Regions from separate parts of the Homo sapiens genome. Here region 2 is linked to region 1. Evidence: read pairs that join two places in POLR2A ChIA-PET (ENCODE). Cell type or tissue: MCF 10A. All regions are shown on one strand. Each heading gives the region's core, and the rest is flanking DNA. Links, peaks and the distances in the headings are about the cores only. Region 1 overlaps SOX13 (SRY-box transcription factor 13). Region 2 has its middle 65 kb from the start of NFASC.

Region 1 (4,383 bases), core at 141-4,140:
CCCGGCCAATACCTTCCTCTTAGAACTGTTGGGAGGCTAATGGCTGATGATGTCTGCGGCAGCAGTGCTCCATGAATGGTAAGGGCTCTGGGGTTTTCTGTTGCCAGACAAGTGTCGGTTGAGCTAGGCCTATTCCACCAAGGGATCTAGGTGTCCTTGCCCTTGAGAGGCTGACACTGGATTCTACAAAGATTTTCTCCTCTCTGGGGGTGCTTTGAGATCGGTCCTTATTGGGCAGCTCCCCTGGGTAAGTCTCCAGGAAGCTGACACCACCGGAAAAAGTGGAATTCAAATGCAGCTGTGCTCCTGAGCCCCCTCCCCCAGCCACATTCAGGGGTGAAGCTGAGTGTTTGAAAAGGGCTCTGTGCTGGGAGGGCCGGCCAGGCACACAGTAAATCGTGCTTTGAATGGGAGTTATTTTTGTGCCCAGTGTTTGCTTAAGAGGGCTCGCTCCTGCCTGAACTCGTTGCGGTCCTCACCCTTTGCTAGTCCCCTTTCTGGAACCCGGATGTGTCAGCCAGGGAGGCCATCACAGTGCCTTTTACCAGATGGGGAACTAGACCCATGGAGGATTGCTTTCCCTCTCCTGTCAGCTCCCTGCCCCGAAGCAGGAAGGCATGCTCTAGATGGTGGTCTTTGCCTCGGTGACTACCCCCCTTTTGACTGGCCCTTCCTTAGTTCTTGGGAAGACTTGATTCAGAGATTGCTATAGGCCAGCTCAGCAGGGTTCCTCCGACCTCTGTCAGCTTCTCTGATAAAGAGTGACTGCTTTTTAAAAAATGCAAATACTTTCTCTGAGGAGCAGAGATATGGTAGTTCCCTCCTAAGAGCACTTGCTGTATGCCATGGACCCAGCTTAAAGCCCCATGGTGATGAAGCCTTTGCAGCTCCCCTAGGAAAAGATTTCTGGGCCGGGCACGGTGGCTCACGCCTGTAATCCCAGCAGTTTGGGAGGCCAAGGCGGGCGGATCACGAGGTCAGGAGATCGAGACCATCCTGGCTAAGACGGTGAAACCCTGTCTCTACTAGAAATACAAAAAATTAGCCGGGCGTGGAGGCGTGTGCCTGTAGTCCCAGCTGCTGGGGAGGTTGAGGCAGGAGAATGGCATGAACCCGGGGCCAAGATCGAGCCACTGCACTCCAGCCTGGGTGACGGAGCAAGACTCCGTCTCAAAAAACAAACAAACAAAAAAAAGATTTCTGTCCAGCCTGTGGTGTGGTCCACAGCATAGAACATTTTTTTTTTTTTTTTTTTTGAGACAGAGTCTTGCTCTGTCGCCCAGGCCTGAGTGCAGTGGTGCAATCTTGGCTCACTGCAACCTCCGCCTTCTGGATTCAAACAATTCTCCTGCCTCAGCCTCCTGAGTAGCTGGGATTACAGGCATGCGCCACCACGCCCGGCTAATTTTTGTATTTTTAGGAGAGTTGGGGTTTCACCATGTTGGCCATGGCTGGTCTCGAACCCCCGACCTCAGGTGATCCGCCCACCTCAGCCTCCCAAAGTGCTGGGATTACAGGTGAGAACCACCGAGCCTGGCCTCACAGCATAGAACCTTGTAGCTACCACCTGCTACTCCAGGTGGCTCTCCCGCCTTAGTGGGTGGCAGGGGGTCCTTCCTGCTTTAGGAATGCCCTGAGGCCTGCCTCCCTGCTCACTCCTGGCAAGAGCACATTGTGGTGCTGTCAGGGAGGACCTCCATGGTCTCAGATGGAACAGCAGCAGTGGTCAGACCTCCTAGAGGCTGTGAGGTGAGGAGGAAGTGGCTGAGGTTTCCCCTGCCTCCTCCTAAGGTCATCCATGGGCAAACCAAAGCTGCAGGATGTGCTGTGTGTGTGGCCTGGTATCTCAGAGTCCTGGGTGTGCACAGGGTGTGCACAGCTAGGAGACGTCCCGAGATCTGTACCCACATGTTGAGGGCTTCAGCCAGGGGTGTTTTTTGGGGGAGCGGAATTTGTGTGGCATAGTAGAGGAAAAGAAGGAAGAAGTGGGGACAGTATCTCCAGCTGCCACCTTTCTTCCCAAATAGCTTTGGATACCCAGGCCCTTTTGGTCACAGGAAGTCTGACACTGGGAAGTCATCAAATTTGGAATTCAGTTCCCTCCACTCTCCCCCCAGCGGTGGCCTTAGCATTTAAATAGCCTTGGCATGAAGCCCTATAAACTGCCCAAGGGATTGGGGCAGGGTTAGGGGGAGGGGTATTGGTGTTACCCCCAACATTGTCCCCCTGTGTCTTCTGGGGACATGTCCAAGCTAGGGTGTCAGTGTTTTGGCTTGAGAGGAGAGAGGGGAAGGGGCCACAGACTGGGCAGGAGCCCTCCTGGCTCCCCTCCCGCTCTGGTGGTTTTGATCGTAATCCCTGCCTGCCAAGCCTGGAGCTCCCTGGGGGATCCGCCCCAGAGGAGGCCCGACTGTTCTCCTCCCCTCTGCCTTACCTCCCCCAGTCCCCGCCCCCTGCTTGACTCAGAATGGAATGTGCAGCCTGTGGAACAAGATGGGGTGAGAACTAGTTCCCAGAGGGCCTTGGTCCCGCCCCTCCCATCCCCCAACAAAGGGGGTGAGGAACCTGGAGGCAGGGCCTGCTCCCAGGTATGGCTGGTGTTTCCCTGATGCAGACTCAGGTCCTGTGCTGAGTTGGTGCAGAGGCAGGCAGGTGCTGTGGGGGTCCAGGACTAGCCATTTGAAGGTTTTCATATAAGTCCACCATGCGGGGCAGGTGCTGAGTTAGAGAAAGTGCAGCAGGCAGAGCAGCTCCAACTCCAGCTTCTGTAGCTGGGGGTGGTCAATATCCTTTGTTGACTTTTTTTTTTTTTTTTTTTTGAGATGGAGTTTCACTCTTGTTGGCCAGGCTGGAGTATGCAATGGTGCCATCTCAGCTCACCGCAACATCCGCCTCCCAGGTTCAAGCAATTCTCCTGCCTCAGCCTCCTGAGTAGCTGGGATTACAGGCATGCGCGACCATGCCTGGCTAATTTTTTGTATTTTTAGTAGAGACGGGATTTCTCCATGTTGGTTAGGCTGGTCTCGAACTCCCGACCTCAGGTGATCCGCCTGCTTTGGCCTCCCGAAGTGCTGGGATTACAGGCATGAGCCACCACTCCCAGCCATGACTTCTTTCTTTTTTTTAAAGATCGTGGCTCATATTCGTTTTCTTATTTCTGTAGTCTCTAAGAGTAATACAACAATGTGTATCACTTTCGTCATCAGGATGAAAAGGATTTAAAATAAATCTAATATTTCCAGATAGTGAAACAGAAATGTCATCAGTGTTTGTTTCCACGGAAGACCAAGAGGAGTCACGGTTTGACCAGCGCTAAGAGGGGATGTGGCAGGAAGAGTGGTTGTGCAAATGTGTCAGACTGGGCTGATGCCCTTTCACGATGACAACTGAGTGGGCCCCACGGACCCCCTGGCGGGCTCTGGGGGTGGGGGTTGGGGGGTTGCCTGGGACTCATGGGGCCTCCTGCTTTGGCCCTGGCGCCTAGGAAAGGCTAGACAGGGAGGGGAGCCTTGGCGTGAGCTGCCCTCACACTGACTTAAAAGCATTAACTCTTGCCTGGCCACACAAGGCAGGACCTGGCACTCCTCAGAGTGGAGGGTGAGGAGGGTTTTCTGTCTTAGCCCTCAGCCTGTGTGGGGTATGAGGTCCCCCACCCTCATGCGAACAACCTCTCCCCACCCTCCAGCCCTACTGAAGGAGTCTGAAGTCACTCAACCATCCTTGTGAGGTTTTGGTTCTGGCCTGTTCCATGAGGGTGGGGTAGGGTGGGGAAAGAAGGGGGAATAAAATGTAGTGGGGAGGGGTGGAAGGAAGCCTGTGTGCAGGTACAGCCGTGGCTCAGAGGCAGGTGGGGTGAGGGCAGTGGGGCTTGAATAGGGCGCTGTCGAAAGCAGAGGGAGTGGCCCCTTCAGCCCCTGCTGTTTCTCAGGCTTGCCCGGCTCCTCTTTTCTTGGCTGGTGGTGGGGTGTGTGTGGGGGGGAGGGAAGCTGAGTGTGATGTGTGTGTGAGTGTAATGTGAGTGTGATGTGTGTGTGGGTGTATGTGTGGGGGGCCAGGTGTGTGTGTGTTTGTGAAGGGCTGAGCGTGATGTGTGTATCTATGAGTGTGATGTGTGTGTGTGGAGGGCCAGGTGTGGTGTGTGTGTGTGTGTGCACATATGTGTGCAGGCAGGCAGGGGCCTGTGCTCTGGAGACCCTGGCCAGGCTCCTCCAACCCATGGGAACCAGGCAGGGCCTCCGAGAACTCCAGGGAGACAGTGAGGACATTAGACGGATGTCAAGAAGGAAGGGAGAGTAGAATGGAAGAAAAAGGAAGAGTCAGAACAGCCAGCTTCTGGTGCCCCAAGCACGTTGGGGTTTCAATCCCAGTATACCTGGGGAGGAG
Region 2 (4,383 bases), core at 191-4,190, 680 kb after region 1:
AGTCTTAATATTGACATGCAATATATTACTTTAAAAAATGAAAGGTGCTACTTTTCAGGAATATTCTCTCTTGCACTTCCCTCACTCCCAATGAAGACAGAAGCTTGGAGAACACCAGCATCTAGAGGAGAGGAAAAAGAGGGGTTAATGCATGTGGTTAGGACTCTGAGCACTCAGCTTACTGGTTATGTTTACAGAAAACACCTGTATTCTGCACAAGTTTGCTAAGCATGGGGGTGGAATGGGCCAGGTATGCCCGCATTCATCCTAGCTGTGGTTGATGGCAGAGTGGTCATCCAGTTGGAGACCCTCTGGAAACCAGGCCTACATTTGATGCTCTACTTTTATGCTCAGGGTCCTAGGACCCTCCCCATTCTTTGAGAAGTAGCAATCACTTACTGACAACACTGGCAGCTTCTCTGCTGAGCCCTTTGTAGGATAAAAGGTCGGGTCAACTTTTCTCCAGGAGCTGAAATTCTTTGTCCTCAGAGCACTGCTCCTGACCTGGCATCCCCTGCTGCCTTCACCCAGGACAGCAGACAGACTAGCCAGGATGATGCAAGCAGGGTATCCAAGCTACATTTAAGTTCAGGGAGATGGAGATACATCAAGGAGATGGAGTGTATTCATTGTCTATTGCCGCATATCTATTTACCCCCAAATTGAGTAGCTTAAGATAAAAATAAGGAACATACATAATAAAAAATAAATAAACACAGTGTGTGGGGGTCAGGAATCTAGGAGAGGCTTGGCAGGGCAGTTCAGGCTTGTAGTGTCTCAGGAGATTGCACTCCAGGTGTAGGCTGGGCTGCAGTCATCTGAAGGCTTGATTGGGGCTGGAGGAGCCACTTCCAAGGTGGCTTACTTATATAATGGGCGTGATGGTGCTGGCTGTTGGCAAGGAGACCCAGTTCCTCTCCTCATGGACCTCTTCGGAGGATGCTTGAGTGTCCTCATGACATGGTCACTGGCTTCCCCCAGGGTGAGAGACCCAGGAGAAAGAGATTCAGGCAGAGGCTATCCTTTTTATGATCTAGCCTCAGAAGTCACATGGCTTCACTTCCACCACATTCTATTCTTTAGAGAGAAGTCTGGCTCACATTCAAGGGGAGGAGAATAGGCTGCACCTTTTAAAGAAAAATGTATTTTAAAAGTTTGCAGAAAAATGTAAAAACCATAATATAGGGATTGGACCTTGGGAAGCCTGAGATGAAGCAGGCCAGAGGTAGAATCAGAAAGGAGACTTACAAACTTCACCCTCAAGCCTCTAGGACTTTAAAGACAACGGTGGAAAATTATGTTGGGTTGGGTTGTCACTGGAGGATCCTGTGATCTAATACAGAAATTTCCACATGCCAGGTGGCTCTGATGTTGTCTCAGTAAGGCCTCTATTTAGTTAATGCTAATGCTCCAAAGCCCCCAGATTACAAATTGGTATTGCTGTCGAGATCTATTGCTTTCTTACTAGAAGGTGGCTTCTTCTGGTATGGAAAGGGAAACTAAAGCCTGGAGAGGTTAAGCAATTTGACTTCTAGTCCTTTATTGAGGCACAGGCAGTGGTGGGGAGGGTCCTGAGTCAGGCAGTCTAACCACTGACCTCTATACCCCATCTCTCCAAACCACAGTATCTCTCTCCTGATGCTCTGAGAAGCTAGCATTTGTGGGAAACTTCCAATATGCCCACAGTGTGCTGAGTGCTTTTATGTCATTTTATTCTCCTAACCACCCACTATGGTAGGTATGGAATCCCCCATTTTACTGATGAGGAAACTGAGGCAATGTATAACAGGTATAAGTAGCCCAAGGTTATTCAGGCACTAATGTGTAAGGCTGTGATTCTAAGGCAGACTGACTGACTACAAAGCTAATGTTCTTAATCCCTAGATGCTCCCACCTTCCAAATGTCCTGGCTCCTAGAATTACATCTGTTCTACTCCCTCCATGGCTCCATGGAACCTGGACATCTCAATTTCCTCCCCAAAAGCTGGAGTTCTCCAAGATGCAGAAGCCAGAGGGCTGATGTTCCTGTGCAGGAAGAAGCAACGCCCAGGCCCACTGCCCCCACTCTCTCAGCAGATTCTCATTTTCAGAATCCTGGAAACCAGAGCTAGAAATCTGCCTCCCTCTGTTTACCCTGAGTTCCAATGTCACCAACCCCCTTAATTAATGCTAGGGTGCTGGGTCATGCATAGCACGGTCAGCTTGGTCTCCAGTTCTGGCAGCAGCTGCAGCCAAGGTCAAGAACAACGGGGGCTGGGTTAGCTCTTACTCATCCACCTAAATGCCACTGCCCACGCTCTCCGCTCTCGCCCCTCCCGCTGAGCAGTGGCTGCCAGGGCGGCAGGAAGTCCTTCTTCCTGGGCCTGGCGCCCTCCAGCGGTGGGCGCAGAGCACTAGGCTCCAAAACTAGGAAGCCGGCTCAGCCTGCAGCAGGGCAGCTTGGGCAGCTTCACACCTAAACCAGCCTCTAAACGGGCGCACCTGGACAAAACCCAGTAATTTAGAAAAGCCTGTGTTTCTAGACATCTCGCACTGCCAGCATTCTCCATGAGAAAGGAGCTAATAGGATCAACTTTTCCTATACGCTGGAGACTTAATGAGTCCCTCACCGACCCAAGGCTGACCTGTAATCTGACAGATGACCACGAAAAAGAGGCAATTTCAAGCCTAAAGAAAGGACCCCATTATGTTGACATTTAGGCATGAGTGTGGGTGGCATTGGGGCAGGAGTCCTATGTGCTGCTCAAATCCCACCGTAGAGTCAACTGGCAGTGTGGCCTCTGTCTGACACAGCTCAGGCTCTCCTGCTCCGAGGGAGTTTAGCAGAAGGTCCCTTACCCCACCCAGTTCTGCAGCCCCTCTGAGAAGTCACATAGCTGATGCCCATGGGGGCTGGCGGTGTGCCTTCTCACACCTCTCACATTGCCTGTGGTTCCAGGAGCCAGCTGCGTTTAGTCTGATCTCTGTTTGTGCCAGTTGTACTCTTTTGTAATCACATATTTTTAATTAAATACTATATAACTTGATGAAATACAAGTAAAAAGAATTGTTTCTTTAAAATTTTTTTATTTTAATTTTTGTGGCTACATAGTAGGTGTATATATTTATGGGGTACGTGAGATGTTTCGATACAGGCATGCAATGTGGAATAATCGCATCACATAAAATTGGGTATCCATCCCCTCAAGCATTTATCCTTTATATCACAGGCAATCCAGTTATACTCTTTTAGTTATTTAAAAATATACAATTAAATAATTACTGACAAGAATTGGGTCTATAAAATTAGTCTGAATACTTTGGAAAGAGCCTCTACAGGCAATTTATCTTTAAAAAAAAAGAGTAAAACGTTTTCTATTGAGGTGTGGTTGAATTGTCTGTAAAAGATTAGTGGGAGTAGCAGTGGGGGAGGGGAATTATAAAAATCCCAAGGACTCTGCATTCAGGTTGCTACACAAGTGTTTTCTTTCTTTTATATATATATAATACTTTAAGTTCTAGGGTACATGTGCACAACGTGCAGGTTTGTTACATATGTATACATGTGCCATGTTGGTGTGCTGCACCCATTAACTCGTCATTTACATTAGGTGTATCTCCTAATGCTATCCCTCCCTACACAAGCGTTTTCAAGTTGCTGGGTAGAATAAAAATGAATCTCAGCTGATGTATTATGGGTACAGTTTATGAAAGAAAGATGAGGGGAAGGAAAGTGCATCTATACTAACAAAAAGGTCACGGTCTGACATCAAGAAATTAGCAAATGCCCATTTATAATTTTCAAGGCAATGTTTAAGGTAGGCAATATTTTTTGCATATGTAGATGGCAGCCTGTGCTTACAGAGCCTAACGAGGGAAGAGGCCACGGCAACCCCAAAGTCTAATTAGAAAATCAATGCATCCAGCCCTAACTGACAACGCTAATCATCTCTTTGAACTAAAGTGTCCTAGCTGCACTAGAATCATTAGAGCCTGTCAGCAAAAGATAAGAGTTTAAGATTTCCGCAAGGAAACAGGGTTTTTTACTCAGCAGACCTGGACTTAATCAATATTTCCAATATCATGACCCACGACCTTCCTCCAATTAACAAATGCTTATGCTTGGTAATAGACTTCACACTCTGGACTCCTGATGGCTTTGCCTGCTGTGAGGCTGCATCCCTCTGGACCTGCATGGCCATCTTGGTGCCTACAACTGAGTAGTGCAATGAGGTTGGAAGAAAACTTTACCAGGGAACCTGCTTTTACTGTAAATTCTTGACCACAGCCCTCAGATTGGCATCCAATACTGCCTGGTAATTGCATTATGTTTGTTTTCTGGGGAAAAGTTTAGCACTGTAGGAGATGACTATTTGATACCTTTTCTTCTCACTCCAAGCTTCT

The links. Peaks named below come from ENCODE experiments on the same cell type or tissue, not always from the same donor. Only the 100,000 strongest peaks of a DNase experiment are listed, where the experiment ranks them.
Region 2: POLR2A ChIA-PET joins it to region 1 with 5 read pairs; 1 of 35 experiments calls an interaction of 5 or more read pairs at or near these places.

The regions. Positions count from the first base shown.
Region 1 is chr1:204,078,108-204,082,490 of GRCh38, forward strand. All of the region lies in intron 1 of SOX13 (SRY-box transcription factor 13), which reads left to right. Among named protein-coding and RNA genes, the nearest start is that of SOX13, 7.2 kb to the left of the region's middle. RefSeq lists enhancers at 1-321, 322-1,250, 2,334-2,628, 4,038-4,383. In MCF 10A, for the core only: no CTCF peak of the experiment used is centred there; DNase peaks (open chromatin) are centred at 464 and 2,454.
Region 2 is chr1:204,761,628-204,766,010 of GRCh38, forward strand. No RefSeq gene overlaps it. Among named protein-coding and RNA genes, the nearest start is that of NFASC, 65 kb to the right of the region's middle. In MCF 10A, for the core only: a CTCF peak has its summit at 2,391 (motif pointing left); a DNase peak (open chromatin) is centred at 2,324.